Regions from separate parts of the Mus musculus genome. Here regions 1, 2 and 4 are each linked to region 3. Evidence: chromatin loops called from intact Hi-C (ENCODE). Cell type or tissue: heart. All regions are shown on one strand. Region 1 overlaps Agbl4 (ATP/GTP binding protein-like 4). Region 2 overlaps Agbl4 (ATP/GTP binding protein-like 4). Region 3 has its middle 72 kb from the start of Dmrta2os. Region 4 overlaps Agbl4 (ATP/GTP binding protein-like 4).

Region 1 (8,000 bases), 1.6 Mb after region 3:
GGAAGGGGTCATCAGGGAGCAGAGGGGAAAGAACTTCCTAGAAGAAGAGAAACCAGGGCTCAGACTTCCAGGGTGAATAGATGCAAACTAGGCAAGAAGGGGGTGGAGCCACCTTCCTGGCAGAGGGAGAAGTACAGGAGAGAGGCCAGATGCCAGGGGAAGGATGCTCTGTCCAAGCATTCCACGGTAGCTGGGGCTGGGCCAGGAACAAGCAGTGATCAATAACCATGGGAGAAAGACCCGTGAAAGAAGCACATTGAATATGCTGCAATAACAGTTACAAAACATTGTTATTGTTTGTTTCCACTGGCTTCCTAGATAGATGAATATAGATAATAGAACCATAGATATGAGAACTCTGGCAGGCCCAGAGACTGCCCAGTCAGTCTCAGGAAATTAAGAAGTTCCAATTAATTCTAGTCACAAAACAGTCTCAGTTGAGCAATTACTGTGTCTGGTCTGATTCGAAACATCAAACCTCTTCAAAGAAAATCATCCCCACCCTCTGGGCCTGTCGAAAATAGGCTGATCATGGTGACCCACGTTCATACTTCTGGGGGTCAAGCAGGATAAGGGAGCACTAGAAAGAGACAGGACGGGCCTCTGATACTTAAAGGATAGCATGGACTATTCCACATGAGCCCCTTAGGGACCCCACTTTCTAGTGCTGGGTGCTAGAGGACTGCTTAGAAGTGTTAGAGCTGGGGTTTAAAATCCCAATAGGTCCAGCTCTAAGTTCCACCTGGCACACCATCTTGCCATCCTCTCTTCTTCCCTCCCATGTCCTCCTGGAGGACAGGGACTGTGCTTATGAACTCCAGAGAGGCTGGGACTCCTACAGCTCTTAATTTTTCTCTACCTACAGAAACCCCTTCCTGTAGGCCTGGTCCCTGATACTAACCTGTCTGTCATCCCTGATGACCCAGCTCTGTTGACCAACACCAGCTTCTGATTGCTCTTAGCCACCTTGCCTTGTACCAGTTGACGCCCACATTCGTGTCAAAGTGTGCCCTGGCTCCTGAATGCTCACTGTTTGGCTGGAAAACTGAAATGCCATTACCTTCATTCTCCAAGCCTCCTTCATCCCCCCAAAAGGAGGTTTCGAAGGTTTTATCTGCTTTTGTCAAGTTTATCACCATAATTCGAAATGCTGTTAATATTACTGTCAGCAGAGATCTACAAATTACAAAGTTGTAAAGTTACTTTATAGTGATAACTGTCAGCTTTCACTTGTGGCGCTGCAAGCTTGGCTCCATGGAAACCATGATGATGATAAAGAGCCTATATTGTTTCAGGATTGCAGCTGTGAGCTGGCAGGCAGGAAGCATCCTGGCTGACTCCCAAGTTGCCCAAATCTATTTGTCTGCACCCATGTTCACTTGTACACCTGTGCACACCAAGTACTTGTCTTCCCACTTTCTTGTTGCACAAATGTGGGAGCATTCTCAAAGCCAAGGCTTTCCCTGAGCTCAGTTTCAACCAATTGCATCCTTGAGCTTAACTTTGTTCAGCCCAGAAGACAACAGGGACTGTCAAAATGTCACAACACAACTGCTTTAAAAGCCACTGTTTAATTGAGAACCACTAGGAACATTTGAGGTTCTAGTTAGACAATGTAGAACAATGATGTCAAATAATTTTTGCCCTTAGACAAAAAAAAAAAAAAAAAAAAAAAAAAGGCAACTCAGGAAAGTAGATAGAGGTCTGGGGAAAGGTTTAGGCACCTTAATTGACACTGTTAAGTGCATTATTGAGCAAAAAATGGATGTGTCAACCCCACCACTATATACTACCCTGCTGCCAAAGGTGGACAGAAGCTTTAAGCTTCTCTGGGGAGCGAGGTAGTGCTGGCTCTTTTTTCCTGGCTACTGTCATTAGCCCAGAGAGTGTTTTCATTTCTGGCCATCAGTTTATGTTAGACACAAATAAAATGGTACATGGGACCTGAAGGACCATGGTGGTGGTGGTGGTTGGGGGTGGGGGGACACAAAACTGCAAAGAGGGATTTATGAGAGAGGTAATATGGAGCTTTCAGCCCTAAGACTAGAATATTTGAAAAACAACAACAACAAACAAAACCACCAGGCTTGTTAGCCACTCCTTCCAAAGCTATGGCCTATGAGAGACGAGTTAAAGAAATTGGGGAGTTTTCCTTGGAGTAGGGACCTTTAGGAGCTGATTTTCTTTTAGGAGCCTGATTTTGATTGATCAAGTCTCTAAAGAGTAACCACAGAGCTGAGTAATAAAGCTGTTCTATGTGACTCTAAAGTTCAAAGTAAGGCCTAATATGTGGCAGCCCCATTCTGAGCCTGTGCACATAGGATAATGACAAGAGGATCCAGGACTAGGGCATTGATTCCCTGAGCATCTCCTATATGCCAGCCTCTTGCTTGTGTCTGAGGGCACACAGAGCAAGTCCTGACCTCTACCTAGAAATGTGTCAGTAGAGACAATCAGAGAGTGACTTTAGTACAGTATAGTGAAAGAGGGGAGTGTGGAGCAGACAGAAAGTGTTTAGATCAGCTTTGGGGACACCAGGAGTGAGAAGAGATGTATCAAGGAAGTACCATCACAAAGGTCTAGTGTGGGAGGAGGAGGGTGCAGAAGTCCATGCAGGCAGACCAGACTAGACAATAGCTAGAGCCCCGAGAGAGCTGCTTCTGCTTCCCTCCTTGATCATGTGAGGTCATCTGGCAAAGGACCACCACTCCCTAGCAATGTGCCAGGGGAAACACCTACCCTGGCAGGTAAGGCAGGACAGCTCCCAGGGCCATCTGAGCTAGGCAGATGCACCATGGTACCATGCTAGCAATTTGGAGTTTGCCTAGTGACCTTCTCAGTGTTCTGATGTGAGATTCACAAAGCACATTCTTTACTAATCTGTCATCAACCACTGATGTGCTATATGATTTTGAGCAAACTTCTCTACTTCCCTCCTTGGATCCTAACTATTAAAAATGGATTTGGACAAAGAGCTTCAACCATCAAACTTCATTCAAAGAGTTGAATTTGGATCTAACTCACATTTGTTAGACATCTACTAAGTGCTGGACATAGTCCTTCTTAGGAATTTGTCAGACTCCTGGAGCACCAGCTGTTCTCCATAGAACAACCTCAGAATCAACACCACGTCTCACCCCAGGCTGCACACCCGGCAGAGACACATTGCCTGGCTAGGGTTTCTTTCCGTCAATATTTTCCTCAAGATGATAAATGTGCTGCCAATAAGAGGAGGCAGCTGCCAGCTCTGTCTGAGACAAGGGCCTTTAGCTGGGCTATGGCCGTGATTGGCTTGTTGATGTGTCTCCAAAGAGGGAGGGAGCTGGAGGGAACTCTGAGGAGGCTCAGGACCAGAGCTCTCAGTCTACACAGATTTGCCTTGGGTTAATAGGGCTTCTTCCCCATGTTCTCGTCCTCTAATCACCCCACTAAAATATGGTCTTTGAAGAGAAGACACAAAGTGATGAAGCTTATAGCAGAACTGTAGCTCACAGCTGGCATGTTAAATAACAGGGTAAGGAAGAAAGCACCTTCCCCAGCCAGGCTGGATCGGATGCAAATCCTGGTTTTGCTTTTTACCAGTGGTGTGGCTCCAATGACTTGGTTGCATTGATTCTCTGTCAGCTAATCTGCCATGATGTCATTCTAATACTTACCTCACAGGGGTGTTTTGAGTAGATGCAAACACTGGGAAATATACTCCAGTGCCTGTTCAATTGCCAAGAACGTAGTAGGCACTCAGTAAATTGCACCACGATTGTTACTCTTTCTAACCAAGTAATGTATTAGGTGAAATCAAGTTATTCATTTCTGGGCTATCAGACTAGAGGCAATGTGCTTGGACCAGGTGTCTCTGAGATTCTTAGGGGGCTCTTGTGGTTTTGAAATAGTAGTCTTCTTAGCTATGTGTTTGGAGTACTCAGTTATTTCGCTGGGATTAGACTTCCAAATCTGTTCTCACCAGCACAGCTTTTTGTTTGTTTGTTTGTTTTTTAAATTAAATAAATTATTTCATGAGGACAAAGTCACAGTGTAATCAGTGTCAGCATTAAGACAGTGCTGGAGCTTGGCTGAGGCTGGAGTTCGGGGTGGCTGAGATTTCACATTTGGTCTCAGTTATACACATGTGTGGAACCCACTCTCTCCCTAATCTGGAATTGAAAAAACAGGGATGAGAGTTAAGAGACCTGGATTTGCCTAATAGAATTCAGTGACTGGGAAGTGCTGGGGGTTATTTGGTCACGTGACCACAGACCACTGATGCCTCCCTCTGTTTTCAGTTCTCTCTGATTTAGCTAGTACATGAGGTTGTGCAGATCAAATGCGTAGGGGAGAGGTGGGTCTGAAAGTGTTCCACTCACAAAGGGAGAGATTTTTGGTGGGGGTCGGGGTGCATGCAGGGTGAAGAGGGAGGCATTCTACCCATTCGAACAGAAAGCCATCTGGAAGAGATGGAGACAGGGACAGGCCCAGAGGTGGTTCTTGATGGCATGAGGACAGCCAGGGAGGACCCAAATAATTTCAGTGTCAAACTCATGTCCACTGATCTGATGGCATGGGAGAAGTGCTAGCCATAGGGCTAGGAACCCTTAGAACTATTGGGGGTTTGGTGAGATCTGGCTTCTCACTCCTGGCTTGGCTCCTTCCCTCCTGGCTCACAGAGACACCTGAAGACTCTAGCAGCAGCTTCCTTGCAGTTGCCTGAGGTTGAAGCGCCCCCTCCTGGCCCTGGGGTGCATGGCTACCATAGAGAGCCAGTTTTTTTCCCACCAGAAGACTGAAGACAACCCCTTCCTTTGTCTAGGCTACCGCCTGAGCTCTGCCCTCACCACCACCAGCTCCCAGCTATCTTTGGGGATCTGGAAGAGGGAGGCTTGCACTTCCTGACTTCTCTTAGGTCTTAGCATGAGCGTTATCCCCTACCGGCCATCCCTTTGACTCTCTCTTCCTCTTCTCCATTACCTTTGTCTGTTCATCTATTTGGTGCTTTCTTAGACACATGTATGTTTCATGTGTGGCTGTCTGCATCCTTCCCTCACCTTGTTCACTCCCTCATCTTCAACCCTACTCAGCCCCCTTCCCCCTTCCCATGACTTCAGTTCTTTCTTATGTTCTTTTCCCTCTTACCTTGTACTTAGTGCTTTGTATTCATATCACATTTAGACCCAGAGCACTCCATTGAGATGACTTCAGAAGGTTACTTAGTGCTCTGACTCTGTACCTGACTGAGGGGTCAATGAAGTCATGTGTCCTGAGTGTGGCACGCAGTCCCTACGATATTGTTCATCTCCCTTTCAGCCATATCACCTGGCAGGCCTTCTGCTATTCTTGTCCTCTTTTCAAAACCCCCTCCAAGCTTCCCTCCCCCTCCTTTTTTTTTTCTTGGCACTACAATTCAGAATCAAATATCATTGTTTTGAGTCTTTCAGGAAACTGTAGACTTCTCCTTCACTTTGAAGGAACTTCCTTCTGTGCTCTATTCTCTCCTCTGTCTCCCCTAGGAAAGACATGGGTCTTCTTGTCTAAGCACTGATAAGGGACTCTGAGCCGAGGTAAGGTATAGTCAGCTGAAGGGTATCTGACGTCAAGGAGTCTCTATTCATAGTGCATCTTACAAGGAAGTTTTATGGTAAGGAAGGAGTCATGTTCTAAGGCCCCACAGGACACCCACCAGTGTGACTTGAATGTATTTGCTAATTTATTTATGACTTGTGGCAAATTGAAGCAAAAGCATGTAGTACCACAAAGAAACAAGGAATGTTTCCCAGCACCGAACTCCTAAGAAGACATTTGTCTGAGAGATTCATGTTGGAAGCCCAGGAGAGTGGGCTCTGGCCTCTGGTTCATGAGTACTCCTTCAGCAGAGGGCAGCCTATGGATCACATGAGACATGGGTATCTTTCACAGTGATCCTTCATGAGAGCCAAGGACTCGGTCCTAAAACACAGTCTGAGCATCCAGCTGCCTGTGGCCTAACCAGACACAAGGATAATGCAAGCATGTCTAGACAGTATCCTTCTAGCTGTCCTCAAAGATTGTCATATATTTCAGCACAGATGCGGAGAAAAGCAGGGTCAGCAAGTGGCATAGGGCCAGGCAGTTAGAAATGCTGGCTCTAAAATGACATGGGTCTGGTTTCATTTCTAAACCTGTGTAGCTCTAGACAACTTACTGTGGCCTCTTTGGGCTTGAGCCTCCTGAATAGAGATAATAATACAAACCTCCCAGGGTCTTTGTGAGAAGAAAATGAGTTGATATAAGTACTTCATGCCCTGACTGGCTTCTAGGAAGGGTTGATGGCTCTTCCCAGGCTGCACAGTACTCTGTGATCACTGGGGCTCCCAGAAGGTTAGAGAGATGCCGAGAGGTCATCTGGTGTCCTGGGCAGAGACTTGTCTTCACCACCATGGACAACCAGTCTTAAAGCAAAGAGACCTCTACTCTTGAGTTTTCCCATACAAAAATTGACTGCAGTTTGAGTCTACTCAGTATGCTGAGGGCAAACCACAATATCCCAAGCTCTCTTGCCTTTGGAGAAGCATTTTAGTAAAAGTCATGTGCAAGAGGCTCCCTCTGCCCCCTGGGATTGTGGGAAGGAAATATTTATGGCATAGGGAAGGTGCCTGGAAAGTTGTGTTTTGTCTCTCTGTGCTAAGCATTCTATTGGCTTAGTTCTCAAGGTAGCCATTTGAAGCAGTCACTACCTTCTTTCAGGAAAGAAGGTATTCCATTCCCTTATTGAGCTTTCATACTTGTGGGGGTGGGGGTGGGGGCAGAGCCAGAACCTATGACCCAACAGTACCTACTCTCCCATACAGAGTACCTGAGGGACTTGGCCTGCCTGGCCCCAAACTTCCTCTACACTGGAACCCCCACTGTCCCTGGAGAGTCAATAGACCCCCAGCTCTGGTCAAATAGACCCCTACTTCGAGACTACTGCCTCCCCTTGTTTGTTTATTCCTAAGTAGCTGAGAGTTTTTCACCCAATCGTGGCTTTTTACTGGGAGGAGTTATTGAGGGGAAGCTATTGGGCTCTGCAGAAGTTACTGGGCTATGCTACAATTCATTTTTAGATTGCATAGTGGGACAAGAAGGAACAATGATTTCACAGGTGCACGACTAACCCAAAGCATTTTAATCTTCAAAATGTCAGCTTTTATGGTCAGTGGCTGTTCCACGGTGAGCAGTAGCACTGTGAATGTTAAGGTACCAGCATGGCAGGGCACCTGGACAAGGCATCATCATAAAGGCAGACAGACTCCAGAGACTGTGGCTGGTACTGCAGGCCAGCCTGGAAGTGCCTCCTGAAAACAAATGCATCATCATCGAGTGTGACTGATCACCTCGGATCCCAAGATGATGGTGTGTATAAACATGGATCTTTACTGCATCTCAGAGAGAGCAGCAGCATGGTATCCAGGTGCTGGAGGAACATTAAAGTGTTAGCCCAAGGTCACTGTCTTGCTATGACATCATACTGGCCTTCGCCTCCATGTCTTTAAAGCAATAATTAATTCACCTGTGTGTTGCACCCACCAATGAGCTAAAAGAAATTTGGAACAAGTAATGAAAAGCCTATATCATATTAGGACTGTGTGAGGTGGTGAGAGAAAAAAAGGCTGTCTGTGTGCAGCCCACTGCCCCACAGGACTGTTTTAGGAAACAAGGGCCCAGGAAAGACCCTGTTAGGTTATTACTAGTGGTCAGAGAAGCCAGCCAGGGTAACTAAATTTCCTCTCCAGGCTTTCATTTCTTCCACCAGTAAACGTGTTAAATGGAGGAAATTCAAAACAGATATTTACCATTCTATATGTACCTCTTTGCTAGGCACTGGGGATCAGTAATGAGCAGGACTGTTTCCCTAGGGGAGTTCAACTACTATGTTTCTAACATCTTTCACACAGATTTGTCACACATTCAAGGTGCAATCATATGATGGTTCAAGTCCTAAGGTCCTTATGAGGGTGTCCTAGGTCTTCTGTGGCCCAGGCAAGGTGGGT
Region 2 (8,000 bases), 440 kb after region 3:
GAATTCCTGATCTTTCCAAAACTTTTATCATGAATGGGTGTTGGATCTTGTCAAATGCTTTTTCTGCATCTAACGAGATGATCATGTGGTTTTTGTCTTTGAGTTTGTTTATATAATGGATTACATTGATGGATTTTCGTATATTAAACCATCCCTGCATCCCTGGAATAAAACCTACTTGGTCAGGATGGATGATTGCTTTAATGTGTTCTTGGATTCGGTTAGCGAGAATTTTATTGAGGATTTTTGCATCGATATTCATAAGAGAAATTGGTCTGAAGTTCTCTATCTTTGTTGGATCTTTCTGTGGTTTAGGTATCAGAGTAATAGTGGCTTCATAAAATGAGTTGGGTAGAGTACCTTCTACTTCTATTTTGTGAAATAGTTTGTGCAGAATTGGAATTAGATCTTCTTTGAAGGTCTGATAGAACTCTGCACTAAGCCCATCTGGTCCTGGGCTTTTTTTGGTTGGGAGACTATTAATAACTGCTTCTATTTCTTTAGGTGATATGGGACTGTTTAGATGGTCAACTTGATCCTGATTCAACTTTGGTACCTGGTATCTGTCCAGAAATTTGTCCATTTCGTCCAGGTTTTCCAGTTTTGTTGAGTATAGCCTTTTGTAGAAGGATCTGATGGCGTTTTGGATTTCTTCAGGATCTGTTGTTATGTCTCCCTTTTCATTTCTGATTTTGTTAATTAGGATTTTGTCCCTGTGCCCTTTAGTGAGTCTAGCTAAGTGTTTATCTATCTTGTTGATTTTCTCAAAGAACCAACTCCTCGTTTGGTTAATTCTTTGAATAGTTCTTCTTGTTTCCACTTGGTTGATTTCACCCCTGAGTTTGATTATTTCCTGCCGTCTACTCCTCTTGGGTGAATTTGCTTCCTTTTTTTCTAGGGCTTTTAGATGTGTTGTCAAGCTGCTAGTATGTACTGTCTCCCGTTTCTTCTTGGAGGCACTCAGCGCTATGAGTTTCCCTCTTAGAAATGCTTTCATTGTGTCCCATAGGTTTGGGTACGTTGTGGCTTCATTTTCATTAAACTCTAAAAAGACTTTAATTTCTTTCTTTATTCCTTCCTTGACCAAGGTATCATTGAGAAGAGTGTTATTCAGTTTCCACGTGAATGTTGGCTTTCCATTATTTATGTTGTTATTGAAGATCAGTCTTAGGCCATGGTGGTCTGATAGGATACATGGGACAATTTCAATATTTTTGTATCTATTGAGGCCTGTTTTGTGACCAATTATATGGTCAATTTTGGAGAAGGTCCCGTGAGGTGCTGAGAAGAAGGTATATCCTTTTGTTTTAGGATAAAATGTTCTGTAGATATCTGTCAGGTCCATTTGTTTCATAACTTCTGTTAGTTTCACTGTGTCCCTGTTTAGTTTCTGTTTCCACGATCTGTCCTTTGAAGAAAGTGGTGTGTTGAAGTCTCCCACTATTATTGTGTGAGGTGCAATGTATGCTTTGAGCTTTACTAAAGTGTCTCTAATGAATGTGGCTGCCCTTGCATTTGGTGCGTAGATATTCAGAATTGAGAGTTCCTCTTGGAGGATTTTACCTTTGATGAGTATGAAGTGTCCCTCCTTGTCTTTTTTGATAACTTTGGGTTGGAAGTCGATTTTATCCGATATTAAAATGGCTACTCCAGCTTGTTTCTTCAGTCCATTTGCTTGGAAAATTGTTTTCCAGCCTTTCACTCTGAGGTAGTGTCTGTCTTTTTCCCTGAGATGGGTTTCCTGTAAGCAGCAGAATGTTGGGTCCTGTTTGTGTAGCCAGTCTGTTAGTCTATGTCTTTTTATTGGGGAATTGAGTCCATTGATATTAAGAGATATTAAGGAAAAGTAATTGTTGCTCCCTTTTATTTTTGTTGTTAGAGTTGGCATTCTGTTCTTGTGGCTGTCTTCTTTTTGGTTTGTTGAATGATTACTTTCTTGGTTGTTCTAGGGCGTGATTTCCGTCCTTGTATTGCTTCTTTTCTGTTATTATCCTTTGAAGGGCTGGATTCGTGGAAAGATATTGTGTGAACTTGGTTTTGTCGTGGAATACTTTGGTTTCTCCATCTATGGTAATTGAGAGTTTGGCCGGGTATAGTAGCCTGGGCTGGCATTTGTGTTCTCTTAGTGTCTGTATAACATCTGTCCAGGCTCTTCTGGCTTTCATAGTCTCTGGTGAAAAGTCTGGTGTAATTCTGATAGGCCTTCCTTTATATGTTACTTGACCTTTCTCCCTTACTGCTTTTAATATTCTATCTTTATTTAGTGCATTTGTTGTTCTGATTATTATGTGTCGGGAGGAATTTCTTTTCTGGTCCAGTCTATTTGGAGTTCTGTATGCTTCTTGTATGATCATGGGCATCTCTTTTTTTATGTTTGGGAAGTTTTCTTCTATTATTTTGTTGAAGATATTAGCTGGCCCTTTAAGTTGAAAATCTTCATTCTCATCAATTCCTATTATCCGTAGGTTTGGTCTTCTCATTGTGTCCTGGATTACCTGGATGTTTTGAGTTAGGATCCTTTTGCATTTTGTATTTTCTTTGACTGTTGTGTCGATGTTCTCTATGGAATCTTCTGCACCTGAGATTCTCTCTTCCATTTCTTGTATTCTGTTGCTGATGCTCGCATCTATGGTTCCAGATCTCTTTCCTAGGGTTTCTATCTCCAGCGTTGCCTCGCTTTGGGTTTTCTTTATTGTGTCTACTTCCCCTTTTAGTTCTAGTATGGTTTTGTTCATTTCCATCACCTGTTTGGCTGTGTTTTCCTGCTTTTCTTTAAGAGCCTGTAACTCTTTAGCAGTGCTCTCCTCTAAATCTTTAAGTGACTTATGAAAGTCCTTCTTGATGTCCTCTATCATCATCATGAGAAATGTTTTTAAATCTGGGTCTAGATTTTCGGTTGTGTTGGGGTGCCCAGGACTAGGTGGGGTGGGAGTGCTGCGTTCTGATGATGGTGAGTGGTCTTGATTTCTGTTAGTAGGATTCTTACGTTTGCCTTTCGCCATCTGGTAATCTCTGAAGCTAGCTGTTTTAGTTGTCACTGTTAAGAGCTTGTTCTTCAGGTGACTCTGTTAGCCTCTATGAGCAGACCTGGAGGGTAGCACTCTCCTTAGTTTCAGTGGGCAGAGTATTCTCTGCAGGCAAGCTCTCTTCTTGCAAGGCAGGTACCCAGATATCTGGTGTTCGAACCAGACTCCTGGCAGAAGTTGTGTTCCACTCACTAGAGGTCTTAGGATCACGTGTGGAATCCTGTGTGGGCCCTTGCGGGTGTCAGGCGACTCAGCTGGCAAGGTAGCCGGGGCTCGAGTGGAGTGGAAGGGGTTTGTGCCCCAGATCAAGCCCGGGTAGCCTGCTTCCCTATGTACCGCAGTCTCAAGTTCCACGCGATTGGATTGGGGTAGGCGCTGTGTTCCACTCACCAGAGGTCTTAGGGTCCCGTGTGGGCCCTTGCGGGTGTTGGGCAAGACTCTGCTGGCAAGGTAGCCAGGGGCTCTAGTCTCGAGTCGAGCGGAAGGGACTTGTGCCCCAGATCAGGCCCGGGTAGCCTGCTTCCCTATGTACCGCAGTCTCAAGTTCTGCGCGATTGGATTGGGGCAGGCACTGTGATCCACTCACCAGAGGTCTTAGGGTCCCGTGGGGAGTCCCGTGTGGACCCTTGCGGGTGTTGGCAAGACTCTGCTGGCAAGGTAGCCCGGGGCTCTAGTCTCGAGTCGAGCGGAAGGGACTTGTGCCCCAGATCAGGCCCGGGTAGCCTGCTTCCCTATGTACCGCAGTCTCAAGTTCTGCGCGATTGGATTGGGCCAGGCACTGTGATCCACTCACCAGAGGTCTTAGGGTCCCGTGGGGAGTCCCGTGTGGACCCTTGCGGGTGTTGGGCAAGACTCTGCTGGCAAGGTAGCCCGGGGCTCGAGTCTCGAGTCGAGCGGAAGGGATGGTGGACTTTTCTATTCTATCATTCCTGAACCTAAAATCTTGGGGGTGAGGGAAGGAAACAGATAAATACAAATAGTATTTAATGAAACACCACTTATATGTATGTTCAAATATTCTCTTTGGATAATCTGAGGCTGCTTTAAAGGAAACTTTCACAGAAGTCCTATGCACTAGTATTAAGATAACAGGAAGGAAGGGAACACATTATTTGAATATATATATGTGCACATATATATACATACATATATACATATGTACTATATGTATGTTATATATTTATGATTGGTTGAGTTTGTTTGTAGCCCACCTTTTTCTAATAAGGACTTAGGTATTACATGAGCAATTAAGTATATATATTAAAGTCTAATTACAACTTTTCAAGATGATAACCAGAAAGATGATAATTTTTATTATAATTGGCTTTTTTCTATCTTCTATTGCTTCTGTTCACTTTCAAATAAGGTTTTAAAGAATTACACTAATTAGTAAAACTACAATGTTGCCTTTGCTTTTGTTCTTCGTGTTCCGCAAAATAGTCACACTTTGATAATAAACTTTAGTTTTAATTTTTAATTAATTTAAAAAACTTTTTATTTGTGAATTTCACAACATGCACTCCAATCCCACTCACCTCCCTGTCCCTTTATATCCACCCCACGTTTGCAGACTACCTTCCCCTCCAAAAAAGAAAAACATAAATGAAAAAGAATACAAAACAACAAAAAAATCTTGCCATGAAAGCTGTAGTGTGTCACAATGTGAAGGCTGACCCCACCCCTTGCCTGGGCAAAGTGGGACAGCTCACCCTGGTGGCAGAGGTGTAAAAGTGCTGGCAGGCTGACCAACTCAGCTACCACCTAGGACCAGAACCAGGGCTTTGAGCATGGGTTTTCAAGTCACTTAGTACCCACTGCTTCTCATGGCTCTGAGTCCTAATAGTTGACACAATTTGCTGAGCCTTAAGAGAAGCTCTGTTTCAATGGTGATAGTTAACATCAGCATCTCCTAAGTGTTGCCAGCCTAGCAGTTTACTGAGCAAGGTCACACTTAGTTATTTCATGGCAGGATGGTAAGTGAATTGTGTATTTGATCAGCATTTAACATTTCAAAATAAAGCTTGCATGTGCAGACTAAAAGACTGCTCAGATTTTTTTGATAGGGAAGAGGTCTGAGAGTTTAAAAATAACCATAATTATGTAAAAGTGTTATAGCATTTGAAACAGAATATTTGATTCCCTGCTGATTTTATGTTCCACAGCTTAGGCTAAAGTCATTAGACATTGTTAGGCTTTGAAAAAACACCTATGCAATTTTACTTTACTCTCTAGTTTTGTATTTTATTATGGGAAATGATTGTTTACTTTAAAATATGTTCTTTCATAGGAGCCTGTGCTCTTTGAATATCTGGAAATCTCTGCCATTTTTGTCTGCCACAAAAGTATTTGGGATCTTTACTTCATAAAAATACTAATAGGCATAAAAGAGCAGATAATTAAACAAAACCAGATAGAATTCCTCACTCTAATTTTTAGGTACTTAATTCAAACTAAACTAATGAACAAAGTTCAGTGTTAGACTATACTGTGGTTCAAATGGACCTAACAAATATCTATAGAATATTCTGTGGAACAGGTAAATACTTTTAAATCAGGCCTAGAACATTTCCTAAAGTAGACCACATTCTAGGCGGTCTCAACAGGTACAAAATAAGTAAAATGATATCTTCTATAATATCATACAATATGTAATAAAACCAAAGATTAACAGTAAGAGAAACCACACCATGAACACAAATATGTACAGATTGAACAATATCCATTTGAATTACTAGATGATCATTGAAGAAATCAGGAAGGACTTTAAAAAAAAGTAGAGTCACATGATTGTGAAAGCATATTCACCAGAGGAAAAATGAGCTTATGGCTGTGAGGGCTTAATTTACAAAGAACTACAAAATAAGTTATTTATGTAATTCAAGTTTTCAAAGATACAAGAACAAGTCAAACCCCAAAACTTTAGATGGCAAGAACTATTATATATCATGGTATCAAATGACAAAATTGAGACAAAATGAACAATATATTTTAAAAAAATTCTAGTAATGAGTTGGTTCTTTTAAATGATGAGATTGATAACCTCCTAGCCAATGTAACCAATCTAGAGGTTAAAGGAGGAATGTTATAAGAGATACCATAGGGATATCCAGAAGAAAATCAGATAACTTTAAAAGCTTATATTCTAGCAAATCCAGAATAGGATAAATTCACAGAAACATATGTTCTATAAAATTTAAATTAAGAGTGTATAAAATTTAAATATCTCCATAGAAAGTGACATGATTGAAGTGGCAGTAAGAATCTTCCAATATAGAATAGCCCAGGGCTGGACAATTTTACTACTAAGATAGATGAAGTTTAAAAAAAGCTAACATAACACACAAATACTTCTCGAACTATTCTATAAAGAGAAGGAACACTACCCTGCCTGTTTTATGAAGCCAAAACTCTCTGATACCCAAATTGGAGTAGTATATAATATAAAGAAATCAAATGCCAATCCATAATGATATATGGATGCAAAATTTCTCAGTAAAATTAATTCAAGACAAATTCATGAACATAATAAGAAAATTATACACCATGGCCATGATGGTTTCATTGAAGGGATGCAAAGATGGTTCAATATATGCAGATCAATAAATGCAGTACATTTATACAGAATGTATAAGTATACAGAAAAGCATACACATAGATGCAGAAAATGCACTTGACAAAGTTCAACATTCTTTCATGATAAAAGCTCTAATGAAAGAAATTATGAACAGAAAGAACTCAGTCAATATAATAAACATTACATAAATCAAACCGATGGAGAAAAACTAAATTGTTTGCTGTAAAGTCAGGAACAGTTTTCCAATCTTATTCAAAATAGTGCTTGAAATTTTAGCTAGAGCAACGAGGAAGAAATAAAAGGCATACAAATAGGAATAGAAAAAGCAGAATTACCCTGTTTGCAAATGATATGACTTTGTACTTAAAAACCCTATAGGCTTACAAGAAAACTCAACTTGATTAGGATTTTCAGCAAAATATTAAGATACAAAAACTCAAAATACTGTTGTATGCAGCAATAATGACCTTAGCTAACTAAGAAATTAGGAAAATATTCCATTCACAATAGCTTAAAAATATCTTGAAATAAACTTAATTAAGAGAGTGAAATAGTCATATAATGAAAGTTTTAAATACTGAAGAAAATATTGAGGTATCTTGAATATTGAAAGATGTCGTTTACCATGGTTTCCACAGCAGAGTTACTGTTTTCAAAATGGCTATATTCCCAAAAGCAATCTACAGATTCAGAAAAAAAAAAAAAGAAAATTCCATTGTTTGTGATAGAATTAGGAAAAAAACCCAAACAACAACAACAAAAACAACAACAACAACAACAACAACCAGTCCCAGCATGCATATGGGAGCATGAAAGACTCTAAAATAGCAAACCAATTGTAAGCAAAAAGAGTGGTGTTAGCTTTACAACACCTCACCTCAAATTTTACTACAAAGTCACAGTAAGCAATAATATAACACAAACATGATAACATTGATATAGAAACAGATATGTAGACCAATGGAATAGAATAGAGAATACAGAAACAATGTCATTTTGCTATAGTAACCAATTTTTGACAAAGGTGTCAAAACATATGTTGGAAAGAAGTTAGCATCATCAAGAAATGATGCTAGGGAAGACTAGATATAAGTATGTTGAAAAATGAAACTAGGTTCATTTCTGTCACACTGGAGAAGAATCAATTAAAATTGAATAGATACAGAAGTGTAATATTAGAATCTCTGAAATTGCTGGGTGAAGTCAAGCAAAGAACATGGGAACAGGCATTATGAAAATGGCTCTAATATCGCAGGAAATCCCAGCAACTGACGAATAAGTTTATATAAAACTAATAACTTATACAGCAAAGGAAATAATCAGTATAATGAAGAAATGCCTCCAGAATGTGAGAATGTTTTTATTAATCACGCATCTAACAGGAGATTAATATCTGGAAT
Region 3 (8,000 bases):
CCTTTTTAGAATAGGAAACAAAACACCCATGGAAGGAGTTACAGAGACAAAATTTGGAAGTGTGACGAAAGGATGGACAATCTAGTGATTGCCATATCCAGAGATCCATCCCATAATCAGCTTCCAAACGCTGACACCATTGCATACACTAGCAAGATTTTGCTGAAAGGACCCAGATATAGCTGTCTCTTGTGAGACTATGGCAGGGCCTAGCAAACACAGAAGTGGATGCTCACAGTCAGCTATTGAATGGACCACAGGGCCCCCAATGGAGGAACTAGAGAAAGCACCCAAGGAACTAAAGGGAACTGCAACCCTATAGGTGGAACAACAATATGAACTAAGCAGTACCCCGGAGCTCTTGTCTCTAGCTGCATATGTATCAAAAGATGGCCTAGTAGGCCATCACTGCAAAGAGAGGCCCATTGGACTTGCAAACTTTATATGCCCCAGTACAGGGGAATGCCAGGGCCAAAAAGGGGGAGTGGGTGGGTAGGGGAGTGAGGGGGTGGGTATGGGGGACTTTTGGTATAGCATTGGAAATGTAAATGAGCTAAATACCTAATAAAAAATGGAAAAAAAGAAATAAAGCTGAAAGAAATTCCCATAAAAAAACAAAAACAAAAACAAAAATTTGAATTATAGTCCCCTCTTCCTTATCTCTTCCTGACTCCCAAGACTTCTAAGGACCTGAGTAATGTGCTGAGCCCAGCTTGACACCCAGGGCTGTTAAGGAGGAATCTACATTCCTGAGATAAGATTCAGGGTGCCTGCAGTCAGAATTCAGCCTTCATGTCCCCAGATGTCTACTTCTTTGTTCTTTGTTAATTCCCCCTCAGCCCCTCCCTGTTCCCCCTCACTGTGTGCTTATAACCTGGCTTTTTCAGCCTAATAAACTTAGACCTTGACAGGAATCCTCCTTGGTCTCTCTTTCCCCTGCCCATTTCTCTTGCAGGTTTGTGGTTCCCCTCGTACCCACGAATAACTGGGTCCTGCTGGTCAGGACACTTTCCCTTCATAAATTATTCTCCCATTCTTCTTGGGAGGGCCACTAAAGTTCTAGTCACTCTTCAGAGGAATCCCTTCTGTGGGGTCTCCTGCAGTCAGGAGCTGCTAGGAAATTATGTGATTAACCCGAGGGCAGTGGCTTGGATTCAGTTAGCACTCTTCCAGGCTCCAACAGGCATTTTTGTTGTTGTTGTTGTTTTTTGTTTTCTGTTTTTTGTTTTTGAGTAGGGTCTAGAAGTTTCTATGTAGATTAGGCTGGCTTCCAACTTACAGTGATCCTCCTGCCTCAGTGCACAAATTTCAACAGAGTAGCCTCATTTGTCAGGGGAAGGATGATGGAGTTCATTTGCTCCTCTGCTCCTCTTGCCCAGGGAACCTCTCTTTGAGGCTGACGGTGGCTTGCCTACCTCTGGTCCTCTGCTGTGGATTGAAATCCATGACTCTGGTGTGGTTCATTTGGTCTGACCTTCTGAGACTTTATTCTGGGCCTTTGGCTTTCAAAGGATAAATATTCCTTCTTGGCTTTTTGGGAGGAAAGGGTGTTGGGTCTCAGGCTGTAGCCTAGGCTTCCAGCTACCAGCATTCTTTTTGACTCAATGTCCTGAGTGGTTGGGACACAGTGGTGTGAAGCACAACACATGCATCTTAGTGGGTTTGAGGAGTGGTTCTCTACCCATCTCTGGAACTAGTAACTCCAAACCAAATAGCAAGTGATGTGGCCTTAGAGCAGAACTTAATGAATTCATGGGTAGAGGCAATTCTCTGTCTCCTGGCAGGCATTAGTTGCCTGCAGTTCTTTGTCTAGGGCTGGAGTCCTGTAGAACTTTCCATGTTAATGGATATTGCCACTGTTCCAGTCTGTCTATACAGCTATGTCTAGGAGACATTGTTCCACAGCATACTGCCTGGTATCTTTCCACCCCCTCTTCCTAGATGTTCCCTGAGCAGTAGATATGCGAGCTTTGATGGAGATGCATCTGTTGGGGGCTGGGATCCCCACGATCTGTTGACCTCTGCGTTGCATCCATTTGTGGGTTTCCAAGATGGTCTCCATTTGCTATTCCGAGAGTACCTGGGATGAGCTAGAAGGAGGAAGATGTGTGTGTGTGTGTGTGTGTGTGTGTGTGTGTGTGTGTAACTGACATAGTTCTAATAACATTAAAAACATAATAAAAGAAAGAATTTGTGAGAAGGCAAAGTGTGGTGAACGGCTGCCCTAGGGGCCCCTTCCCCATCCCATCTCACCTCTGCCTGGCCAGCATCCCCAGAAACAACTGTTCTGCCTTCCTCTCCCAGGGTGGAGGTGTTCCTACCCTCTTGGTGATGTGCCTGCACTTGCTGCAAGGGGGTGGCCTTCCAACAGGACTACCTGGCACCTTGAATCCTGAGTCCTACAATGGTAGGCCTGGATGCTCACTACTGAAGCCAAGTTGCCAAGTCAGTATCTGGCACACAGAGGGCATAGCAGCAGATATTTTGTGCTCATCTCAATTAAAGACACAGTCGAAAGCATCTTGCGTTCCTCCCTCCACTCTAAATACTTTGCACGCATCAGCCCAGAGAGTCTCCAGGACTCTGGGGTCTTGGGGTCTAACAACTGGGGTCTTGGTAGCATCCCAGCCTATTGTGACAAGTAAAAGCAGGGATTCAGAAGGCTTGTACCTTCGTCTTTGTGTGACTTACTTCTTGTGTGGCATTTCTGTTCCTCACTGTTACCTGGTAACTACCTACTTCATAGAATGGCTATGTAGTTAATTAATTCGCAGGCACTAAGTGTCTGTGAATTATCTATTATCAGCTTAACTTATAGCAGCAAAAGTTGAGACAGAATTTTAGTAATTTGATGAAACTCAAAGAATCTAAGAGAGACAAAGTTGGTACTCAGAGCCAGATAGTTGGACTCCTGGGGTCTTGCTTGTTAATCTCAACACTGCTGAGCTTGCTAAAACCTACGTGAAGACCTGGCTTTTTCTAGGAAGCTCTGCAGGGCTCTCTCTTCCTTTGAAAAACGAAGCTGAAAAGATTGTTAGGTTTCTTTTCGTCCTGCTGCTCTCTAAGGAGATTTTTCTCCATGTAAATACAGAGCGTGGCTCTCTAACCTGTGGGCTGGATCCACAGGGGGTCTCTCAGGCCTAGGGGCTGGTCCCCGGTGTAGTGACTCATTTTGCCGGTAGAGGTCAGTCATGGCCACGGTTGAAGTATTTGATAAGCACGAGGAACATAGGCCACACTGGGGGAGTCAAAGACCCTTGGAGGTGATATGCCCATAGACTAGACCAAGGTCAAGGTCATCCAGGGGGTTCCGGGCTATGAGGCAAAGACCTTTCATTTTTCTTCCCTTGTTTCTGGAGCATACACTCTTAAGAGGGCAGTTTGAAGGGCGCTAGAAATCATGAGATCCAGGGCTCTGGGAGGGTGTGGATGCCAGTGTCCTACACATGCTACACATGCTTTGAGATCTTCGGGTGTTTGTCACCATCTTTAGCCGCAGCACTGGTCCTCTGAAGGGGTCTGGCTGAACGACACATTTTGCAGTTGTGGGGAAGATACCTCTTTTGTCACTGTCTGCCCTGGTTCACAGGCGGCCAGGGGGTGGTCCCAGCCCCTGTGCGAGGCAGGGGCCAGGGAGGAGCATGTCAGGGTCCATTCCCGGAGCGTTTGGGGCCAGCTGGAAGCTCAGAGCTCGATGACCTGCAGGGGGCGCTGCTGCACTGCGCGAGGCTTCCCTGCGTGTCCTCCCAAGGACAGAGGGCGGACGGCGGTCGGCGGCGGTCGGCGCAGGGCAGTGGCCCAGCGAACTCAGGCCGCGCCCACACTCACGCTGCGGGCCGAGGTCGGCGACACGGTCTGAGGAATCGAGGGACAGGGCACGCTGTCCGACACCCTGGCTGGCCTTTAACCGATCTCCAATTGTTTCGACCGGTGCGGGAACGCAGAGGGGGTGGGGGCCGAGCTAGCGCTGGTAGTCTGGGCTTCACCTGTGACCTTGAGAGGTCATGGTCCCTCCTGGCCTTTTATTTCTTTCTCCTGCGACGGGAATTCTTGAAGGTGCCTATGAGATAGATACTGCACGTGAAAATGCTTCAGGAAATGCAAAGCCCAAGCAGGAAGGCTTTCATTGAGTGATTGTCATCCCTGCCTCGCCCAATCCATCCGCTCAGTTGCAACCATTTTAGCCGTTTTTTCACCCTTGTTTTCTGTTTTTTTTTTTTTCCCTACATACTTCAAAATAACATGCTTAGACTGCTATTTCCTAATTTACCAACATTAAACATTATCTATTGTCTTCCTGCTGGAGTAAGTAAGGAATTAGCTGCTCTGCAGGCCCAGCCTACCCAGGGTATCTGGTGCACTATTATTAGGTAACTCAATGATCAGCATTTCTAGCAAGAAAATGTAGCTTTTTGTCTTCCCCAAAGCTCTATCAGAATTACTCCACAACAACCCTGCCAGGGTTTACAAAGTCTCCCCCTTTATAGGAAGGGGTTCCCCTCCCGGCAGTCCCGTGGGTTTCTTCCGGACTTTTTTCTTGTGTCCTTGATTTTTGGTTCTCTCTCTGGGCCCCTTCCCCCCTCCCTGCCGCCTCCACCCCCTGGTTCCGCAGTGGGGCAGGAGCCGGGAATTCTAGTCTGTGGATTTATTTGTCTTCTGCCTGGATGATTGATGGTTGAAATCATTCCCCTGCAGGACAGGATGCTCTGCCCGGCTCTCCTCTTGCACACTTAGAGCTGAGGCAGAGAGGCTGCGTGCCTTCAGAGTCATGTTCCCTTTTGTGTATAACCTCTCTTGACACCCGAGGACATCATTTATGTTCGGAATTGGACAATGCATATAGTTTGATGGCTTCTGTCATTATGTGTCTGGTCCTGAGTGGCCCCTCTTCAATATAAATACACACACGTCTCCTTCAGTTCTGTGAGACTTTTTTTTTTTCCTTTCATAATCTTTCTGCTTGCTTCCTGAAGCTCCCAAGTCTGTCTCTGGCCTCTAGGATTGATCTCTTGGCTTCCTTTGTCTTCCGTTTCCCTTCACCTTGGCTTTCAATGTCTACTCCAATTTATCCCTTGAATTTTTGTCCTAGTGACTTCTGACTATCACATCCCAGTTTTCTAAGAACTCTGATTATTTTGTTCTTCTCAACCCCATCCAACACCGTCACAGCCTCTTTATCTTTCTGGAGATGTTCCTGATTCTCCCTCCGTCTTCTCCACTTTCCCAGTTGTGTGTTTGGTTTATGGAATTCTGCCTGGCTTTGTGCCCCTTCTCATGCTGGAGCATCTCTAATCTGTAGCAGTTCTTGGCATTTTTTTAAAAAGAAGTTTATATTTAAGTGTGTGTGTGTGTGTGAGTGAGTGAGTACATGTGTGTGTGTATACACATGCATGATTGAAGTCAGAGGTGTTGCATTTCCCAAGAGCTGGAGTTACAGGCAGTTGAGAGTCACCCAGTGTGAGTGCTTGGAACAGGACTTGGATCCTTAGCAAGCGCAGTCAGTATGCATTCTTAACCACTGGACCATTTGAGCCTTCTCTCCAGTCCCTGTCCTTGGCTTTTGTCCATAGTTAAGGACAAGGGTGCAAAACTTGACTGGCATTGGATGGTGTGTGACATCAGGCAGGGTCGATTCTCATTCGCTAAACCAGGAAGGGGCTGGCCTTCTTGTTAGGAGGATGCTTAAATATCAGGAAGAACTCTTCATCGAGCTAGCCTCCCTCCCTAGACAGAGTCTTGTTCTGTTGCCCAGACTGGCCTCAAATTTGCCCCCAACCTCACCTCCCAGAACAAGGGAAGGTCTCTTTGGGACTGCTCCATTTCTCCAGCAGGGGGAGGATGGGTGTGGCTGTGAAGCAGATTTTAGAACCTATCTACCTTGGTATAAATCACAGTTCTGTCCTAGCTTATTATCTCTCTAATTCACAATCAAGCCTCTCTCTGTGCTTCAGCTTCCTTTCTGTAAACCACTGCAGGGGCTGGAGAGATGGCTTAGCATCACTCACCTGCAGTTCTGGCCGAGGACCAGAGTTTTGTTCCCAGCACCTACCTGGGGCTGCTCACAGCTGCTTATAACTTTACCTTTAGGAGATTTGGGGCTCCCTCCTGGACTCTGAGTACTGCACACATTTGGTGCACCTACATGCATACATACAAATAAAAATAAAATAAGATCTTAAAAACAAAAGAAAACCCAGGGTTGGAGAGATGACTCTGCCGTTAAGAGCACTGGCTGATCGTCCGGTAGGCCTGGGCTCAACTCCCAGGACCTACATGACAGTTCACAACCATCTGTAAGTACATTTCCAGGAGATCTGATGCTCTGTTTTGGTCTCTGTGGGCACCAGGCACACACGTGGTGCATACACATTCATGTAGGCAAAACACCTTTCCACATTAAAAAGCCAAATGACAACACAACAACAAAACTGTTCCAGATGCTGTTGAGTTTGTGCTGCACATGCTCTTTGATCTATGTTGGGGTTACATTCCAATAACACATCGTAAAATGAAAATATTGAAAGAGAAATGGCTTATTTATCTAGGTTACAGAACATAATTTTTAAACATGGTACACAATGTCAGGTGTGAGCATATTTTTGGATTTTATTTTATATTTTTAAAAAGTGTGTGTGTGTGTGTGTGTAGTGCATGTGTGTGCAGGTACCCATGTATGCCAGAAGAAGACATCAGATCCCCTGGAGCTGAAGTTACAAGCAGTTGTGAGTAGCTCAACGTAAGTGTCAGGAACTAAAGTCTGGTCCCCTGCAAGAGCAATATATTCTTTTAACTGTGAAGTCATCTCTCCAGGCCTTTACTGTGTGGATATTATCACACATGCATCACTTCCTACTATCCTAGTGTTAAAAAATTCTAAGTTTTAAACCTGTATAAACTGTGGTTCTGTGTATGTGTGAAGTTCCTAGCAAGTCAGATAACAGTAGGTCTGTTACATTGTTACCTGCCATTTTTTACAAAGGAGAAACAGGATGGGGTGGGGCTGTGCAGTCTCAGCCAGTCCTGTGGTCTTCAGCCCCATCTGGAGTCAGGAGCTCCTGATAGGTGGATGACTTTCTTCTCTGTGGTGTCTATTCTACAGGTAGAAATTAATCTAAAGCCTGCTGACAGGAGCCTGATATAGCTGTCTCCTGAGGGTGTCTGCCAGTGCCTGGCAAATACAGAAGTGGATGCTCACAATCATCCATTGGACGGAGCACAAGGTCCCCAATGAAGGAGCTAGAGAAAGTAACCAAGGAGTTGAAGGGGTCTGAAGCCCCATAGGAGGAACATCAATGTGAACTAACCAGCACCCCCAGAGCTCCTTGGAACTAAACCACCAATCAAAGAAAACACGTGGTGGAACTTGTGGTTCTAGTTGTATGTGTAGCAGAGGATGGCTTAGTTGGTCATCAATGGGAGGAGAGGCCCTAGGTCCTGTGAAGGCTCTATGCTTCAATATAGGGGAGTGCCAGGACTGGGAACAGGAGTGGGTGGGTTGGGGAACAGGGGGAGGGGGAAGGGGATAGGGAACTTTCGGAGGGGAAACTAGGAAAGGGGATAACACTTGAAATGTAAATAAAGAAAATATCTAATAAAAATAAATAATAAAAAATTAATCTAAAATTTGAAGATTATTTTAGAAATTCAATCTACATCTTTTTTTTGGCTAATCCAAGAAAAGGTTTTGAATGAAAAATTATTAAAAAATGAAATTGTGTTGTAATTTGAGTGAGAAATGTCTCCCATAGACTTGTGTATTTGAGCACTTGGTTCTTGGTTAGTGGTGTTTTTGGGGGGAGGCTTAGGGAGTGTGGCCTTGCTGGTGGAAGTGTGTTACTGAAGGCTGGCTTTTAGAATTTAAAACCTCGGGTCCACTCCAGCACCGGGGTGCCTTGCCCACAGAGTCTCCGGACACCCGCAAGGAACCACACAGGATTCCCCATGGGATCCTAAGACCTCTGGTGAGTGGAACACAGCATCTGCTCCAATCCAATCGCGAG
Region 4 (8,000 bases), 1.4 Mb after region 3:
CTAAAGTCCAAGTTTATGTCCCCCAGATCTGCTAAGAGGGTGATTTACCACCACTCCACCGCACCCCTGAAGTTGACTTTCTCATACAGTTTGCATTGCCCTCCTTTCTCCAGCAAACACTTCTTCCAAGCACTTCCTGTCTTATATTCACAAGTCCTTCTTTTAATGTTCTCTGTGCCTGTGGATACTAGCCATCTTCTGCTTCCTGTTGAGGCCACAGCTCAGATCTGTTTCTCAGTAGAAGCTCAAGAAGACAGGAGAGCCGCAGAGTCCTAGAGCAGCAGGATGGGAGCCCTGCGGCTCAAAGGCAGGTCCTCTGCAGAGACTCCCACTTCACTTCTCAGCACATCCTACACCTAGGAGCAGGATGTACGGAAAGTGGATTTTCACACGATTTGCTGTAGGAGCAGACATAAAATTGCCCCATCCTCAAATACGATATGTAGCACTTTTGTCAGCTTTTATTATCCCATGTGTCTTTGTGGGGCTTCTGATAGAAAGACAGAAGGTTCTATGTTAAGTATTACTAGCCAGCTACCATACCAACATCCAGATGTTTCAATGAAGGGTAATTTTACATGTTTCTTACTCATTATTCATTCATTCATTCATTAATTCATTCATTCATGTCTGCTTCTTCTAGTAGTTTCAGATTATTTTACTTCTAACCCAGTACAGGAACTGTCATCTACTGGATGCTGAAAATATGGTAAGTGTTAAGGTAAACCATCACATACAGGACAGAGAGTAGAATGCTATTTTGAAAGCAGATGCTAGTGGTCATCATAAACCCTGCAACATAGTCACAGTTTGAGAGCGATGTAGTAACTATCAGCCAATTTGACACTAGAAGCAGCCAAGACACTAGAAGGATGGGGATTATTTTCCACTGTTTACAAATAAAGAACTTGAGACACAAAATGAAGCTGATACCTGAGTTCCCATTAAGGTTAGGGCCAGGGAGCAGCGCCCCCTCCTGTGCAGGAGTGATAACTTCTGCAACCTTCCTTTCTTGCCAGGTCTAGTCCTGTGGGGAAGGAAGAGAGCTGAAGGGGTGGGGCAGAGTGGTTCTAAAGGTCAGAGGTCGGCCTCAGTTGCACATGCTAGCAGGTAGGCACTGTGTTGCTCTGAGGGAGGCCGATGGAACCTGAGCATGACAGCAAACAGCACCTGGTACAGAGAGAGACACAAGATAAATGTGAAAAGCAATTGTCAAGCAATGATTAATTGAGTTCTTGCCATGCGCTGCTATTTTGTATTCTTCCAGCATCTGTGCAGAGTAGGCACCATTCTTCCCTGCTTGTGGAAAGCAGAATTGCAGTGTCCAGAGGGCTTGTTCATGCCTAAGATTATAGAGCAGTAAGAAGCCATCCAGGAGGCAAATGCCTTCTGCCTGATCCCAAAGCCCCAGCCTTATGCTGAGCTCTAAATAACACAGGCAGAAATGAGGCCAAGTCCGCATTGTCAAGACAGTGAGTCTAGCTACAGATAAGTAACATCTTTCTGGAGTCAGGTTTAAGTGACTAGAAGAACCCGGGTGTGGGGAAATAGTGTGGTCAGCAGAATCCTCCCTTCCCATGGCAGCTAAATGAATTATCCTACCTTCAAAATGCAAAGAAGGAAGACCAGCTCTCATGAGCTGCCAGGGTTCTGGGATCATCTAGACCTACATTCCAGTATTGTTCTCCTTTGTACATATTTGCTCTGTGACTTTGGGTAGTGACTAAGTGTCTCTGGGCCTTAGCATTCTCCTCCATAGAACAGAGATAATGACATGGCCTGGTCGTTGTGAGGGTAGGATGAGAGTACCTGGCATGATGCCAGACATAGTAGGAGCGATTTGAAACCAGGATCCTGCTCAGTTCCAGGCCCTCCTCCTAGGCAAAGCTTCCCTCCTAAGGGAGCCTTCATTTCCTCTTTGTGAAAGGAGATGTGAATCTGTGGTTCACAACACACAGGGATGCTATAGATTAGACAGAACTAAAGGACAGAAGTGCCACTGGATCTAACCTAGGTATACAAGTAGTAGAAGAACCTACTACAGCAGGGGATGGGGGCAGGGATAGGGGAAGGACTTGGTGTGTGTGTGTGTGTGTGTGTGTGTGTGTGTCAGGACCAGTGTCTGGTTCAGTCTAGTTTCTGTAGTCAACATGGTAAGTAGCTTTGGGTGGTTTCTTTTGCCTTTGGGTCAAAAGCACGGGGCTGGCTAAGGGCAGTCTGTGCACTCTGTGCTTCTCACCACTGTACCCCAATAGCTTCTCTTGCCTTACCTCCTGGTCACTCACTCCCTGCGTTTATCACAGCCTAGCTGGTCAGCTCAGGCCATCTTACTGATGCTTCATGCTTCTTTGAGCTTTGTTCCATGGAGTTTCCCTTGAAGTTGCCTCAAGCCCAGTGGCCATTCTCTGCCCAGGGCCCAACTAAAGACACCCCTAAATTAGCCTAGATAGCCTGGAGTACAGGGGAGGGAAAGCGAAACCAGAGTGCAGGCTATCTCAGGCTACATAGAGATGCAGCCCAATCCCAGCAGTCATTCTGAGAGGGGCTCATTTGGTAACTGGATTCAAGGTTAGGAATGAGGTTGAGCTGAGGGATCCAAATGTGACCAGAATTAGGCTCTGGCTTTGGCTAAGGAGCAGTAAACCAGGTAAGTCCTTTGTGCTTTGTGTTGTATGCATCCATTGTTTTCAACACCTCTGAGGTTGCCGCCTTCTGCATCAACCCAGCCCCAGGATGTTTCTCCACACGTGTTAAAGTCCTTCAGGTTCTCTGTCGTATCTGTCATTGTTGTAATTTTTCACCTCTTAGGAGTATATCAAGCCTCAGAAATGAATAGAGTGAGTGAATGTTACACGCAAGCAATTTCAGGCTTACAAGGCAACTGCACAAAACCTCCATCTGTCCTTTTATCTGTCTGGTCAGTATTAAAGTCCCTTAGTTAGAAATTCACTTATTTATAGTGGTGTTTGGAGCACTAGAAAAAAATTTAAAAATCTCTGGGCCAGGATTAGGAGATGTGAGCTAAACCGCATCTTGCCTTCTCTGACAGTTACATTACCACACTTTACTAGCCTCATTCTCCCTGTTGTAAAATGGAAATGATAATGCCCACATTCCAAAATTGCTGTCCAGGTACCTGGCTTGGTCCTAAAACAAACACGATTTCTTTCTCTGTCCCCACCCACACCCTCAAAAGAGTGAATTCTGGAAGCATCATGCTGGAAGTCACCAGCAGGTGGCAGCACAAGGCGTGGTCATTCTATCAGTCCTGGACTAGTGAGAGGAGTTTTGATGTTTCAGGACCAACCTAGGCCTGGTGAGGTCCTTGCCTTTCATGCTAGTGGACCAAAGCTGGATGTCTTCTTGTCTTGCTCTGTGAAGAGCAACTGAGTCCTGGCATACCTACACCCAGAGCATAATTCAGTTTCCCAGACATTTTGCTGCTTTTTCTAAAAGGAGGTACCTTAAAAAGAGGTTCACCTATAGAACTTGGTTGAGTCTCTTTCATTAGGGCCAGCACAGTTGGGGCTGCTGATGTGCTGGCCATTTTTTTCTGGTGCCGGAAGGAAGTTTATCACAGATCTGGGTTCTGAGTTCCCTTCCATTCTGAAATATAGTTGGGTACCTGGAGGGCCATGTGGAAAGGTGTAGGTCAGAGGCATTTGAAGGAAAGCAGCTTTGAAGTTGGGGGCCATTATGTTAATGGCATTACTCAATTTCTGGAAGCAATTCTGATTAAATATTCATTGGTTTTGATTATACTGAAATTAGGGCTAAAGCGTGAAGTCAAATCGAGGGGAATAATGGCAGTGTAAATAATGCATGGCCTCTAAATTGAAAACAGCAGCTTGTGCAGCCAGGTCAGCCCCCACCCTGTCTGTCTATACCATTTGTTTAGAAGGTGATTAGTCTGATGTGGGCATTTCTTAGCAGCTCAGAGAATGCAATTGGAAAAAAAAATCCCAGGGCTCCCCGTATCTCTGGGAATGTGGGAGAATTAACATGGGCAACTTATAGCAGGGGATTTTCTCTAGGTCAAGAACGGGGAAGTGTAGAATCTTGGTGACATGCCGCCATAGAGTTCTGTAGTCTGCAAGTGACATAATCATGGGCTCTGAGAAGAATAGTCTCTTTCCTTCTAAATCTTTGGTGGTGTAATTGTTGAATGGAGATGATCGAATCAGGTGGAGAAGAGCTGCAGCTAGAGAGAGGCAAGAAGAACCAAGTGAGATTTGTTCAGATTAACAAGCCATAGAGACAGGACAGTCTATGAAGTGATGGGACAAATGGTGTATGTAGGATGGCATTATGGGGTCCAAATAAGGGTCAGGGGAGTTTTGAGAGAAACTGAGAGATGACAGACATCTTTATCATCATGATCTCCATTGGGGTCCTAATGCCTGGCACAGAGTGTTAACTGGTGGATATTGGTTGAATGGGCAATGCAAGATGATGCTGCAGAAGGGAGGATGTGAAAGGAAAGGACCACCTCCCATCAACAACCCTCAAACCCCTACTGTGTAAAGTGCTGGTGAGACAGGAGTTATCTCCCAGAAGTCAAACTCATAGCAGACCAGAGGCTGGTTATATAGAGTATTATGCTCCACCGACAGGATGAGTACCAGTGCTCACCTCTACAGCTGGGTCATGAGGCAGGCATGGGCACACAGATTCCTCACTGACTTGGTCTGTGATGTGCTAAAATATGACCCATGTCAATAATGATTATCCCAACTTCTGTCAGTTTTCTCAATCAGGTCCATAAAGGCCACCAGGCACAGCATGGCAGCACGGACCTGACCCTTCCATGGCACTCCTCCCACTGCTCTCAGTTCTTTTTTGGTTTTCCTTATTAAAGTTCCATCTGCCCTGCACCCTATTGTCCATGTTTCTCACTCTTCTTAGACACGAGGCAAAGAATTTGACAAAGGCAGTCTTTGGAGAAAGGCATGATGGCCAACCAGTTTTATGATTGAGGAAAAGGACACTTGAAAGGAATTAATTTGTACAGACAGTTAAAACGTTAAAAAAACGTAAACCACACTCATCTAGTAAGGGATGGCCTCGTGGGCTACCACTGGAGTTTAATCCTGCCTCTAGCCCTCTCTGCTCCCTGATTGATGTCATCATGAATCAGCTCCCACATTCCCACTGCTAAGTTCTGCACACAGCCTCCGGTGCTGTGCCTTCCCCTCCGCAGTGGACTGTCCAGTCTCAAACTATGAATCAAAATAATCCCCCCCACACACTACTTCCTGGTATTTTATTGCAAAGACAAGAAAAATAATTAATACATGCATCTAACCTCTACTTAGCCCTGGGCCAGATGAGCTAATAGAAAGATTAAATGGAAGAATCAGAGAAGCAAGGAGCTACAACCACGAGAAGGAATAGGTGCGTTTGGTATCTCTGCTGGGTGGTGTTTGGTAGTGTGAATCCTGAAGCTACCTGGCCTTGGTTCTTCCTTTCATCAGCTCTGTGATCACAGACACGTTAATGAGATTCACACCTATCAGGGCTACAGGGATGATATAAGCAAGTGGAGGTAAGACCTCTAACAGTCCTGGCTTGCAGGAAATATATCAAGAGCATCAGCTGTTACTCAGAGTTTAGAGGACTTCCTGGCAAGAGCACTACAATCCTCCCTAGCCTCTTTCCCTGCATGCAAAGCAAAGAGGAATAGAGAAGAGGAGGAAGCAAATCCAAGGAGGTAGTCACTAACCTGTGTCTGATGTCTACCTGTGCTGAGCACTGTAACAGACACCAGCATGTTTCACAGCCCAAATAACCTTTTGAGGCTTTTGGGGTCAGTTATATAGTAACTGCAGCTCAAGTCCTGACCTGCCTAGTGTCAATGTCATGGGTAGAGCTGTCCCTTGGATACATTTCTCCCTGGGGAGAGGGTGATGGTTGTGTTGGTAAACAGTATTTGTTCCCCTTATGGTTTCATGGGTGGGTGGCCAGCCCACGCTGCCTTTCCCAGACTTCTCCTGTCTACTGTGATGCTCTCCATGTGGGTGACTTGACAGACAACCATGCAAAGCCTTTCCAACTCCCTCAGCGTTACCTGAACATCCCAGTGGGAGGCTGGGATGGCAGACTTCCAAGCTTTGCAGCATGCCACCCCCATATTGGTTCTGGAGTCTGCCAGAGCCTCTTGAAGCTCATCACTAATTGGACTGGCCTGGGTTTTGCTTTATTCTTTCTGAAATCGCCCATCTTTCTGTGACTGCAGCTGTGCTGTAGTACCAGGAATTTGGTCCTGGGTGTCTCAGCTCCTTCCTGCTGTATTTCCAATTCCTCTTCTCTTCCCCACCCCCCTCAGGCTTTCATTAAGAAGGGAATAACAACTGGACTAGAAAATTCTTTATTTGATCCATCGTTAAGCTCCTCATTCTTGGCTATTTCATACATGTACATACATGTATACATTATACATACACATATATATGATCTATTCTGTATATATATATATATATATATATATATATATATATACATATACATATATATATATATATATATATATATATATGATGTATTCTCTTTAATCTTATCTCAATGCACTCTTATTCCCTTCCCACCCCTGTCAATGCTCCCTACTCTCAGTTGCTTTTCCACATTCCTGTCTTTTGTCTTTGTTTTATGGCCCACCATTGTCATCTTTGTGACCATGATCTTGGAACTACACTAAAGCCTGGTGGGCTCACCAGTGATACAACTGAAGGTAGTGACTGCCTCTCCTCTAGCATACACAACAGCAGATAGTTTAGCAAGTAGTATGGCCTCATGAGCTTCTTCCCATCCACGATTAACTGTTGACATACCCAGTCTTGTGGAGACTCAGAAAGATGGACGGAGCTGTTGTAAGGTCATGATTACCATGGCTGTGTCATGCTCTGGACATAATATCTCACAGCACTTCTCCCTATATTCTGGTTTTCATATTCTTTCTGGCCCCCATCTGGGATGTTCCCTGAACCTTACAGGGGGTAGAATAAATGTCATGTTTAAGGCTAAGTATTCAATGATCACTTATTCTTATCATCTTGAACAGCCATGAGTCTGTGAACTCACAGCAAAGAGTAGTTTCTCTGATTAAGGCTGAGCATTTCTCTGTAGGTGAAAACATAAAAATATTTACAAGGCCATTTTGCACCATGTCAATTTAGATAAAACAAAATAAAACAGCAACATCATCATCAACAAAAACAGCAGTAAGTTCTCCTCTATGGCATATCACCTCTAAATTTTTGAGCATGTTTTCAGCACAAGGATGAATTCTTTCCTATGGAAAAGGGCTCAAATCAAAACAGAAAGCAGTTTGTTGATCCCACAATAGTCAGGCCATTATAATTACATCAATGGATTCATTTTGCTTGTCAAGTTAGCATGTGAGCTAGTCACAAGGGAGGCTTCTAGCACAGTTCAAGCTTGGTTTCTCTGTACCTTTCCACAAATGTGTGAGCTATCTCAGCAATAGGGTCTGGGAATTTAGTTCTGGTGGGCAACTAGGAGGAATGGCAAGAGCCTGCCTGTATTATACTGAGGGCTTTGGTACCTGCCTATCAAGTCACCAAGTAGTGGTACCCACAACTTGATCTAGGAATCTCATTTAATAAACAAGATATTCTAAGAGAAGTATATCCTGCTGTGAAGAACCTTTCATTTCTAAAAATCCCCCCCCCCACTACTTCCTGGTATTTTATTGCGAAGACAAGAAAAATAATTAATACATGCATCTAACCTCTACTTAGCCCTAATGGACTAAGAACAGAACTCACAGAATCATATCATTAGATGTAGAAATGGCCTTTGGCAAAGTCCAACATTTCTTCATGCTGAAAACGCTATAGACTAAGGATAGAGAGTGCAAATCCACTGAGGACAGGGAGGCTCTGAGAGGTGAGGGCACTGACTCAGGAACACACAACAGCTAATCAGATGATTTACATTTCAGCCTCTATTCTGTGGAATCATTGCCCCAGCTCTGATTGGTC

What was found. A loop is a pair of places that touch in the nucleus more often than their neighbours do. Peaks named below come from ENCODE experiments on the same cell type or tissue, not always from the same donor. Only the 100,000 strongest peaks of a DNase experiment are listed, where the experiment ranks them.
Region 1: it touches region 3 in a loop (12-fold over the local background); 13 of 42 quality-filtered maps call a loop at or near these places.
Region 2: a loop joins it to region 3, with 5 times the contacts of the local background. A loop is called at or near these places in 5 of 42 quality-filtered maps.
Region 4: it touches region 3 in a loop (9-fold over the local background); 3 of 42 quality-filtered maps call a loop at or near these places.

The regions. Positions count from the first base shown.
Region 1 is chr4:111,621,900-111,629,899 of GRCm38, forward strand. The region is part of intron 11 of Agbl4 (ATP/GTP binding protein-like 4); the gene reads left to right. Among named protein-coding and RNA genes, the nearest start is that of Spata6, 94 kb to the right of the region's middle. In heart, no CTCF peak of the experiment used is centred here; a DNase peak (open chromatin) is centred at 3,222.
Region 2 is chr4:110,489,822-110,497,821 of GRCm38, forward strand. All of the region lies in intron 2 of Agbl4 (ATP/GTP binding protein-like 4), which reads left to right. Among named protein-coding and RNA genes, the nearest start is that of Agbl4, 96 kb to the left of the region's middle. In heart, a CTCF peak has its summit at 4,748; no DNase peak of the experiment used is centred here.
Region 3 is chr4:110,047,372-110,055,371 of GRCm38, forward strand. No RefSeq gene overlaps it. Among named protein-coding and RNA genes, the nearest start is that of Dmrta2os, 72 kb to the left of the region's middle. In heart, CTCF peaks have their summits at 3,145 (motif pointing right), 3,702 (motif pointing right) and 5,817 (motif pointing right); a DNase peak (open chromatin) is centred at 3,680; H3K4me3 peaks cover 1,054 bases; H3K27ac peaks cover 1,410 bases.
Region 4 is chr4:111,492,896-111,500,895 of GRCm38, forward strand. The region is part of intron 6 of Agbl4 (ATP/GTP binding protein-like 4); the gene reads left to right. Among named protein-coding and RNA genes, the nearest start is that of Bend5, 82 kb to the left of the region's middle. In heart, CTCF peaks have their summits at 976 (motif pointing left) and 3,230 (motif pointing right); a DNase peak (open chromatin) is centred at 3,256.